Regions from separate parts of the Homo sapiens genome. Here region 1 is linked to region 2. The links are chromatin contacts, found by Hi-C or POLR2A ChIA-PET in ENCODE. All regions are on one chromosome and are shown on one strand. Each heading gives the region's core, a stretch centred on a gene start or an enhancer-like site at or near the end of the contact. The rest is flanking DNA. Distances are from core to core; before and after follow the strand shown.

What was found. Hi-C counts contacts between places; a loop is a spot of excess contacts on that map. ChIA-PET counts read pairs that join two places held with the same protein, here RNA polymerase II (POLR2A). Pooled maps may share reads with other maps.
Region 1: a pooled map shows a loop between it and region 2 (2.7-fold over the local background). The contact joins two enhancer-like sites. A Hi-C loop is called at or near these places in 1 of 168 maps with a recorded cell type or tissue (CD4-positive, alpha-beta T cell) and 8 of 50 pooled maps. POLR2A ChIA-PET finds 5 or more read pairs at or near these places in 12 of 52 experiments (CD4-positive, alpha-beta T cell, CD4-positive, alpha-beta memory T cell, CD8-positive, alpha-beta T cell and 6 more).

What each region holds. Positions count from the first base shown.
Region 1 is chr6:111,970,685-111,975,753 of GRCh38, forward strand. No RefSeq gene overlaps it. Among named protein-coding and RNA genes, the nearest start is that of LINC02527, 64 kb to the left of the region's middle. Within about 2 kb of position 2,792, at least 25 of the 41 ENCODE cell types and tissues checked have a DNase peak (open chromatin) inside an H3K27ac peak, as active enhancers do; they include CD4-positive, alpha-beta T cell and CD8-positive, alpha-beta T cell, where a contact is called at or near this core.
Region 2 is chr6:111,747,980-111,753,650 of GRCh38, forward strand. All of the region lies in intron 3 of FYN (FYN proto-oncogene, Src family tyrosine kinase), which reads right to left. Among named protein-coding and RNA genes, the nearest start is that of FYN, 120 kb to the right of the region's middle. RefSeq lists an enhancer at 2,989-3,561. Within about 2 kb of position 3,317, at least 7 of the 41 ENCODE cell types and tissues checked have a DNase peak (open chromatin) inside an H3K27ac peak, as active enhancers do; they include CD4-positive, alpha-beta T cell and CD8-positive, alpha-beta T cell, where a contact is called at or near this core.

The sequences.
Region 1 (5,069 bases), core at 1,542-4,041, 220 kb after region 2:
AGCTTCCACTTACAACATGTGGTATTTGGTTTTCTGTTCCTATGTTAGACTCTTTTCATTAGGATCTAATAATCCAAAGACAGGGATTTTTTTTTTTCGGTCTATTATGGTCTCTGTTTATTCCCAGAACCTTGAACAGTGCCTGACACATGGTAGGTGCTGAATTTATATTTGTTGTATAAATAAACACATCAAAAAAACATTTTATTTGCTTCTACCCTGATGAGTTAACCTCACAGTGGTTACCCTTGTATTTTTAGTTTTCCATTCACATGTATCAACTCTACCTCTGGTAGATTATCAGCTCTGGAGAGGAGTCATCTATTTCTTTGTCTCCTAAAAGTGGCTATCTACGTGATCCAAAATATGCAGCAGAATTTGCATATATGTGCATGTTAATTGAGTGTTTGTGAAAATTGAGACTTGGATGCTGAAGAGAACAGGTAGGTTTCTCACCCCCTTGAAAATATTCCATTAAAAGCCTTCCCAAATAAACTCATGTTCTGCTCTTGGGACAAAATAAAAATACTTGGTTACCTATGAATCTAGTACTATTGTTTCAGTCTCTCTTCAGATTTAAAGAGTGAGGTTCATCGTCTGAGCAGTTTAATTACAAACAACCTCTCTTAATTCCTGTATTGCTGGAGCTCAGAGCACACTCAGATCAAGGGAGACGACGTGCCACTTTGTACAGGGCTCAGCCTTGTTACTGTTTATCTGAGTAAAGAGCCCTCTTAACCTCGAGGCCAAGCACATTAGATGTTTTGTTTCAATTGAGTTCTCTGCAATGGTCCAGATTTCTCTTCATTTCAGAAATCCTCAGCACCGATATTGGGAAACTCTTGGCGTTTGTTTCCCCATCAATGAATGGGCCTAACACAAAGGAGAGTAAGATTCTTGGCCGTGAAGGACCTGGGGTCTGGAATAGATGTGCTCCATCTGCCAAAGCATTTTCCCCATATGGCTGAGATTTTTTTCCTACTAAAAAAAAGAAAAAAAGAAAAAAAATGACAACAACAACAAAAAACACTTACTCAGCAAACTGCACAGCAAGTCATTTGTGCCAATAAAATGACAGTCATCTTCAAGGCCACAGGCTAAAAATATGAATTATCAGGTAGAAATTGGCTCTAGGATAAATATATTTTTCTTCATTCCCTACTCCTTCCCACAATCAATCTCTCTCCCTCTCACTCTCTTTCCCATCCACACATGTGTGTGCATACTCATGTGCACACTTGCACACTCATAAAAACTGGAGTTTCCAAAATTTCCCAGTTGGTTGAGAAGCAGAACCCAAAGTTGGGTGAGGAAAAATGACTCATTCCCCTAGGTTTGGTTTTTACTGCCAGAAAGCAGATTTTCAGGAAGGAAAATCATATGTCCCAAGCCATCACCAAAGTAAAATCAATCAAATCCCCAGTGTCTGCCTCAGAATCTCCATGAGTCTGTGGTCTAGAGTCAGGCAGTGACTAGTGGTTGTGTGAGCTCCAGAATACTTTGCTTCGTCTTGTGGGATGTTATTTTCTAACAGCTATTGACAATTTTCATTTCCGCGTGGCAGGGTCCATGTGGTCAAAAGAACTTGACCTAAGCCTTATAAAATCACCAATGTGATGTTTTTATTTGGAAGCATGTTTTGCTGAGGCCATCAGAGTGGAACTGAGAGTTTAGTGGGCTGTGGTTCAAGGAACCACACTTACATGATGGTTTACAAGCAACTCAGCCTTCTCTGAAGGACGGCCTGATTTAGCCATAAGCGAAGAGTCTGGGCTCTGGAAGTTCAGTCTGAACAAAGACTGAGATAGGAATGCCTAGGGCATTTTTTGGGTCTCCATCTCCTCACCTGTGAAGTCATATGGACAATAATTAGTAAACAGGAGCACTGAAAGGATTGGCATTTTTGAAATGTTAAATGTTGTTTTCTTCAGCTCCAGCAACAACTGTTTCTTGTGACTTTCTGTGGGACTCTGAGGAATGTTGGGATGATAATCACAGGAACCAATGGCTGCCTCTGGAAAGCCCATAATTCTGCACATTCATGGAGCTTCACTCTGATTCCAAATCCAGAAAGACCACCATGTCACTTATGGAGACACTTGAAATCCTTTCCACATCTTCACTCATCACGCCTGGGGTGAGAACTAGGAATACGTGAATAAACCAATAACACGTTACTGAAGTCAGTTTCGAGTTTTGCCTGCTATGAACTTAGAAACAACTCCATTTCTCTCAGCACTAGATGGCCTGTTCAGAGTGTATGTGTGTGTGTGTGTGTGTCCTCATGTGTGCAGAGACAGAAAGAGACAGAGGGAGAGAACGCAATATTTAGTTTTGAAGATATTACACTTATAATTATGCTTTCAGAAGCCTGTTTCTGGGAGTACCACAGAACAATGCAGTTAGGTTACCCAAGGAATAAAATCATTAAATAGGGCCGTCCTCTGGTTTTTCCTCCAAACCACTGTCTGTGTGTTGTTCAGGGGAAAGAATCTCAGCTTATTCACAAGTGGCACTATCTTTCCACAGGATGTTCATTGTTTTGAAACTAGAAGAAAACCTCAACAGCTCTGAAGTATATAATTATGCTTTCTTATTACCCAACAAGAATGTTCTCGGGAGTGTTGTTGCGATGACTCGCTTGCGAGTGATCTGACGGAAGGAAGGGCGGCTGAGGAGGAGAGGAGGAGGGAGCAGAGCTTGCCTTCCATGCCACTTACTTTGTTGTCTGACAGCTCTCACAGATTTGTGGCTTGTCCTCAAGTAGACAGCCTAGGGAGATTTTTGGTCGAGGGTTCCCAGTCTCCTCCATGTCCCCCCACCCCCGCCCCACTGTTATCAGTGTAATAAGTGATTTCAGAGTATTAGGGGAGATTCCACTGCCACTGAATCATGTACAGACTCACGGCCAGATGATGACATCAGAAACATATGTGTTAGTCTGAAGGCAGGACTTTGCCTAGGAAATGAGAACAAGATCTCCAGCCGGAGAATTAAGGACCCAGAGGCTTAGAAACCACCCCAAGAGGAGAGCTTCTTTATCTTTCCCCTCCAGGCGGAAAGTCACCTAAAATTTTCTCCTTAGATGTTCACTGTGCTGTTTTTAAATATTTCTAGGAAAGCTCTTTTAGAAAGCTAGGATTTAAGTACTTCACAAACAAGGCAAAGTTTGCATGTAAGGGATAAACTCTGCATGCTCTAACTCATAATTACCATGATTTTATAAACCTGGCATTTCCTAACCAAGCTTTATTTTCATTTGGAGCAGTATCTGTAAGTGAATTCTTCATTAATCATGTTTGCCCACCCATATACCCACCTGTATTTTTAAAAGGTGTATTATTCCCAGATATGTGTTTATATAGACACATCACAATATTATTCCAAGTGCTTTTTATCAGGCCATGGGACACATTTCAAATCACTCTCTAAGTTGACATCATACTTGAGCCTTATGCAGACTGTGTGGTTTCCATAGTAACAAAATCACTTAATGGTGTGAGAAACATGTGGAAGATTATAGAAAAAAAGGAGAAAATCTGAATGGAACAAAAGGCAGGAGCTAAAGTCAAAATTTCTTGGAATGTAAGAAAATTTTTATTGTCGTTTTATTTATCTGAAAACATGAGTACAAACTCTCTTGATGCTACTGGGTATAAATTGTGTCAGTAAAGGATGACCTTTAAGCGTCCAAGGTCACCTTACCCCAAGCTATAGTCTTACAGATGCCTGCACTTCTCATTGTGTGTGTGTGTGGGTGTGTGTGTGTGTGTGTGTGTGTGTGTGTTTGAGCATATGTGTATTTCTGTATAGCTATATAAGTATATACACGTATATGCATTTGGAAGATCCGTGGTCTCTTTTTAAAAACTGGTTTCACCATCTTAGATCCGAAACAGGTAGTAAGGTACTTTCTGAAAGACTTACCTTATTTTCTCTTTGTGTACACACAAACACCAAGACAAGCTAAATTCTTATTTGGGTAAATAGTAATGGTGTACTTGGAAACACCTCTCATTCATTCAGTAATTTATTCATTGGAGACATTTATTGAACATCTCTTGTGATAGACAGAGTCCTTGTACCAGACAGAGAGCTGTAAGCAGACAATTATGATAACTGTGAAGTGTTATGTGGGTAATCTATGAAAAGTTTAGCATGTAATCTTCCTGGTCTCTTTCTTCTTCTTCTTTTTTTTTTTTGAGATGGAGTTTCGCTCTTGTTGCCTAAGCTGCAGTGTAATGGCTCGATCTTGGCTCACCACAACCTCCACCTCCCAGGTTCAAGCGATTCTCCTGCCTCAGCCTCCCAAGTAGCTGGGACTATAGGCGCGTACCACCATGCCTGGCTAATTTTTTGTATTTAGTAGAGGCGGGGTTTCACCGTGTTAGCCCGGATGGTCTTGATCTCCTGACCTTGTGATCCGCCCACCTCGGCCTCCCAAAGTGCCAGGATTATAGGCGTGAGCCACCGCTCCTGGCCCCTGGTCTCTTATTAGGTCCTCCCTGTGACAAAGAGCTCACATTTTCCATGTTTCCAGTCCATGGGAAGCTCAACTGGCAGCTTAGGTCCCTTGCCTAAGGGATTGCAAGCACTTTTGTAAAAGGGTTGGGTTGTCGGGTCTTTCACTTATTAGGTTCCATGAATGAGGAGATGTATGTTCCTAGCCCTGTTTCTCCTACTATTCTAATTAGATGAACTGAGTAGACAAAAATAAATACAACATAATCCCAGCACTTTGGCCTCAGAGTGATGAGGAGGGCAGGATTAGCTGGGGATTTTAAGACAGTGTCTATGTTGGTGATGCCTGATTAAGCAAAACACCAACTTTCCTGGACGATGCATTTCTCCCTTTGGTTTTGTTAGAAACTGGAACCAAAAGGAAGCCCTTTGCGCCAACTCTTCTCAGTGGTAGGAGTTGAGACCATTAGTATTAGAGCTGGAGAAAATGTCGAAACACCTCCTCTAAGGCTGGCAGCCTGAGTAAATTCTGAAACCCTCCCTCAGTTCTCAACAAACAACTTGATGGTTTTTGAGGTCTTCTAAGAAGATGACTCTTCCTGGGAAGG
Region 2 (5,671 bases), core at 2,067-4,566:
CTCAGCCAGTTGGAAGTGGAGGTTGGGAGCTGTGAAATATGAGGCACATAGAAAGCAAGATGAAGACATAGAAAGCAAAATGACTTTCCTCTTTGATCTCCTTCCTTACATATTTTAACATTACATTCTGTAATTAGGTCAAAGCGAGACATACCCGTGTTGTGAGCTACAGCTGAAGTTTAACAATTATTTCTTAGAAGATTGTTAATTAGACTGACTTGGGGAATAGGTTTTGGAATACACATTCATTCTGATAGCAGTTATAGCACAAGACATCTCATAAATAAAAGCCATTTAGAACATTATCCACAGGAAACGGCTGCAGCTGGTAAGGGAACTTTTGACATTAAGGAAATGCAGAACTTCATGGAATTAGATGAAGACAGGAATATTGTATCACAGAATGACGCTATCTTAGCAGGAGCTGGACCATGTTTTCAACAGACACACTCATTTTATAGCAGTTCATGCTTGCTCACCTCTCTGGGTTTTCAGGAGACATGCATGGCGTATCAAGAGCAAAAATTCAAAGAAATGGGAACTAGTACTCAGAGACATTTTTGATCTCAAGGGTTAGGGGCCTGTGGTTTGGTGTAGAGCTTGGACCTGTTCATCCATATAGACCTGTGCTAATAGGGTAAGCAAGCACTAACCACATGTGGCTGGTTCAAGATGAGATGTAATGTAAGTATAAAGCATATAACCAGGTTTCAAAGACAGCATGAAAAAAGAATGTAAAATGTTTAATAAATTTTAAAATATGATTACATGTTGAAATGATAATATTTTACACAGGTCGTCTTAAATTTAAAAATATTAACATTACTTTCATGTGTTTCTTTTTGCTTTTTAAATGTGGCTACTCGGTAATTTAAAATTAATTACCTGTGTTGCCTGCATTTGTAGTTTGTTCTAAGTCTATGGGAAAGGACCGGTATACTCAGTAATTGAAAAGATTAATCCAAATTGAAGATTTGGTGCATTTGATCAAAAGTGGCAAACCAACTGCACTGCAATATGTTTCCTAGGAGGTGAATAAAATGACTGAACAGAAACATGCATTCTACCCTGACCTGCTGGTTACCTAAGGTAAACCACTCACTCTTCCTGGGCCTCAGTCACTATAATGGTTCATCCAGATCATCTCGGACACTTCTTCTAGTGCTGACATTTGGAATCTGTGGCAAATTCCTTAGGGCAGGTAAATCATGAGTGAAGGTGAACTTTAAAAAAACCTTAATATTTGCTCAATATTCATAGCCCCAAATATTGCCTGCTGATCTCTCACATGTGACATGCCTTTAAGTCTCTCTGGAGCAACAGCTAAAATTGAATGGCAATGATAATCATGTTTATGATACACAGACTGAGCTGCCCTACGGAAAAGAGGATGCTTGCTCTATGTACCCCAATGAGTGGGTTTTACTTGACAAGATTATATTAGTAATTGGTAATTACTTTTGCACCAGCCGAATACTTCTAAGATGGAAAAACTTAAATGCACCTTAATAATCCAACAAAAGCTTATTAAAACATGAACACAAAATATTCTAAAATATCCTCCCCTGAGGGAGGGAGAACAGAACCTGGTCCTCTTTTAGTTCAGGTTCTACCCTATTTCTTTTCATGTTCAAAGCATGTAATTATCTGCTAGAAGTTATTCTGCATCTCCCAGGCAAATTATATACTTTTTGCATGATTGTAGAGTTTCTCCTTTTTCTTTTCCTTAAAAGGTAAAAAACTTAAATGTAGATAACACAATTATAATAGGGTAAAACTTTCAGCACAATGCTAGATAAAAACAAATATTTTAAATAAATATATGTTCAAAATATATGTTCAAAATCTGTGTGTGGAAACAAATATGGAATTAAGAAATGACAGGGATAAATGACCTACATGATGGAAAACTCGCTTATGATGGAGACCTCTAGGAAGACTGCATGATTTCTCCTGGAAAAAAAAAAAATCCCATAATTTGCATCCCCACATCTGTAGAATTTCCCTGTTACATCCAGTTTAAGTCTGACATCTTTAACTTCTGATCCAAGAGTGACAGCATGTACAACTGCTACTAACATATATGTCCGTTTTGAAGTAGCTCCTGCCTTTATGTACTTGGCTCCAGATTCCTTCCATTCTGACTTTCTGCAACATAACCGATACAGTTTGCATGTATGTCTCCGTCCAAATCTCATGTCGAATTATAATCCCCAACTTTGGAGGTGAGGCCTGGTGGGAGGTAATTGGGTCATGGGGGTAGTTTCTCATGAATGGTTTAGCACCATCCTCCTTGGTACTGTCCTCATGACAGTGAGTTCTTGTGAGATCTGGTTGTTTAAAAGTGGGTAGCACCTTTCTCCTAGCCCTCTCTCCTGCTCCCACCATGTGAGATGCCTCGCTTCCCCTTTGCCTTCCGCCATGATTGGAAGCTTCCGGAGGCCTCCCTGGAAGCAGAAGCCGCTATGCTTCCTGTACAACCTGCAGAACCACGAGCCAATTATACCTCTTTTCTTTATAAATTACTCAGTCTCAGGTATTTCTTTACAGTAATGTGAGAATGAATTAATACAATGACCATAAATGCCTGTAATAGAGGTAACCAAGTAAATATTTGTTGAGAAAAGAAATTTTAGGGATGCAGGCTCTTCCTCTCTCCTCCTTTCCTCATTTTCTTCCCTCCTTTCCTTTCTTTGTTGGCCAGACCACCTAGATTCATGCCAGTACAATTCATGTCATTTTTTTTTTTTTTTTTTTACTAACATTGAAGGCAAGTTGGGAAATTTTGACTGAATTGCTGAAACAAAGGGCATGCGTTCCCGCCATTCCATACTTCTAAGGAACTTATTTTAAAAAGCAAGAAAGGGGCAGCAAAGTCACAGAACAATGAAAGGACACAATGGCCACCTTCACTTTTGTTGAGACTGGAGAGATGGGAGTCGTAGACATGAATGAGTGCAAGCCTCAGTGGGTCTATTGTGCAAAATAAGTTTTACTTGAAAATGGAAAAAATGACCCTGCATTTCTCTTTGCCATTATCTACAGAGTCACACTGGAAAAAAACACCAAGAGAAGCAAAGCAAAAAGAATAGTTTCTATTGGCCTTTCCTTGGCATTGTATACTTTTATTCCTTTATTCTTTTCTTGCTCAACCTCATTCCCAACTATTTTACTATTTTGGGGGCACTGGGGACAGAACTTCTGGGAAACATAACACGCATTAGTCCATTTGTTTTCTCTGTGAATTCTTTTCAGCATCTTTGTGTAGCAACAGGAAGGATGTGGGCTCCCTTTCAGATTCAAATGAGGCAAATCAGCCCTGGCTCAGGTTGACAACATCATGTTTATGTTACACTGTGGCCTCAGAACGCCAGAACTGCTGTCTCTAGGTAGAATGGCCATTTTGTCCTGGGGCTTAATGTCTATTTTTAACATCAGATCCCTAGCCCATGTCTCACAAAAACAACAAACAATTAACAACAAAAACCCCCCAAAACTGCTGACACAGTATAACTACAGCATACTATTTTATTAAGAGAATTCTGAGTTTTAGAGTTGAAAAGATCAGTGTTTTCAAGGTATTCAGAGATATTTTAAATCATATAGGACAGATGTGCAGAAGTGGCAGTGTCTCCATTCAAATTCTTTCTTTTTTTTTTTGAGACAGCATCTTGCTCGGTCATCTAGGCTGGAGTGCAGTGGCACAATCACAGCTCCCTGCAGCCTCAACCTCCTGGGCTCAAGCTATCCTTCTACCTACGCCTCCCAGTACCTGGGACTACAGTTGTGCACCACCACATGTAAATAATCTTTTTTTTTGGTAGAAACAAGGTCTCACTATGTTGCCCAGGCTGGTGTTGAACTCCTGAGCTCAAGCAACCCTCTTGCCTCGGCCTCTCAAAGTGCTGGGATTACAGGCATGAGCCACCATGCTTAGCTTCAGATATTTCTTAAGCTTTTAGAATGTGGTAGGAAAATCCTACCATGTATTTTTCTCAGATTTATATTCCTAAGCATGTAAATCAAGGAGTAATAAATTTATAATATAAACAAATATAAGACTTTATTTTATAAAACTGGATGTTTATTACTAAGGCTTCTACCAAAAGTTCAAAGCAAAACCATGGAAGAGAATGTGGAGTGGTGCTAGACAAATATGTTAATACTGAATTTGGGAACTGAGTCTATTATTAATTCTATTAGTCCAACTTCGTGATCTTGGCAAGTTATTTATCCTCTCTTAAACCTCAACTCCATCCATTCCTCCATCTATCCATCTACCCATGATCCATCCAACAAATACATCCTCTCTACTAAATGCTCAGCCCTTGGTGAATTAAAAAGATGAATAAGCTATCAGCCCACTGGAGCAGCTTTTGATAAAACAAGTGTACAAATAATTCTATGCAAGACAATTGTCAGTTGGAAGTTGTAGGGTGCTAACAGGAGCTTAGTGGAAAAAGAAGTCACTTCCAATGGAGAGATCAGTCAAGGCTCCATTGAGGAGAGACATTTTGTTGTTTGAGAAAGAAGCAAGATTTCTAAATCTAGAGCAGGGTTGAGACATTCCTGGCCACAGGAAAAGCCAGGGCAAAGATGGGCATCAGGGAGGCATGGAAGACATTTAGGGAAGAGTGACAAGTCCACCAGGTGGAATAGGGTCTGAGTGGGGAGGCAGTGGCTCCTCTGATCAGGCAAGCAGCCAAGAGAGGACTTGGACTGAATTTGGAGCTCAGAGGGGAGGCTCTGAAGAGTTCTAAGCAAGAATGACACTTGGTCTGGCAGCTCCATGCAGAATGGCTCTGCCACAAAAGCACCTGAAAGATGCTAGGAAGAAGTTTTAGCAGTCCAGTTCAGTGTTAATAATCTTGCTTTAGGAGGGTGGTGGTGAGGGTGGGATGGAGGGATAGACAGGGCTGTGAACTGGTGGAATGGAACTGGGCACTTACTTATCTCTAATATTCAAGCTTCCACATTCTAGTATTTGACAGTTTAGTGTAAGTGGGGGAAATTAACTTGAATGCCCCCAAAATAGAGGCAAAAATAGCTTTGGATAAAATTTAGTCCCATTTCTATATATATTGAAATCTCAATATCAATTAGTCTTACAGAAAAAACTGGTCTTGCAGAAGAAGTGTCAAGGCATGATATATGAAAGACAAGCTGTATTTAGGTAAACCTACTAAAGTGTTTTAGCATTTGGTCTGATCCTCCATACAGGATGCTTTCATAGGAGGAATAGTCATGCCACTTTCTATTTTGACAGGGGTCAGAGAAGTGTGGTTCTTTACAGATTTCAGTAATGCATTATCCAAAAAGGCCTCTCATAATACCTTTGGGAATAAGATAGGAAAATGTGGGCTAGATACTAGAACAATGAAGTGAATTATAATATTTAAGTGGGGCTGATTGGTGAGCTCAGGTCCACCTAGAAGGTGGTCTCAGGAGGCCTAAAATGGGGCTCTGAGCTCTTCAAAAACTTGTCAACATCTTAGATGAAGATATTGAAAATTTGTATGGTGAAATATTCAGATGGAACAAACTTTTGAAGGGACAGGAGTGACAATCTCAAGATATAAAAATATCTTGGTAGGCTGGAGTATTAGGCCACAACTGACATGATAAAATTAGTAAGGACAAATGTGAGGGCCTAAACCAAAAAAAAAAAAAA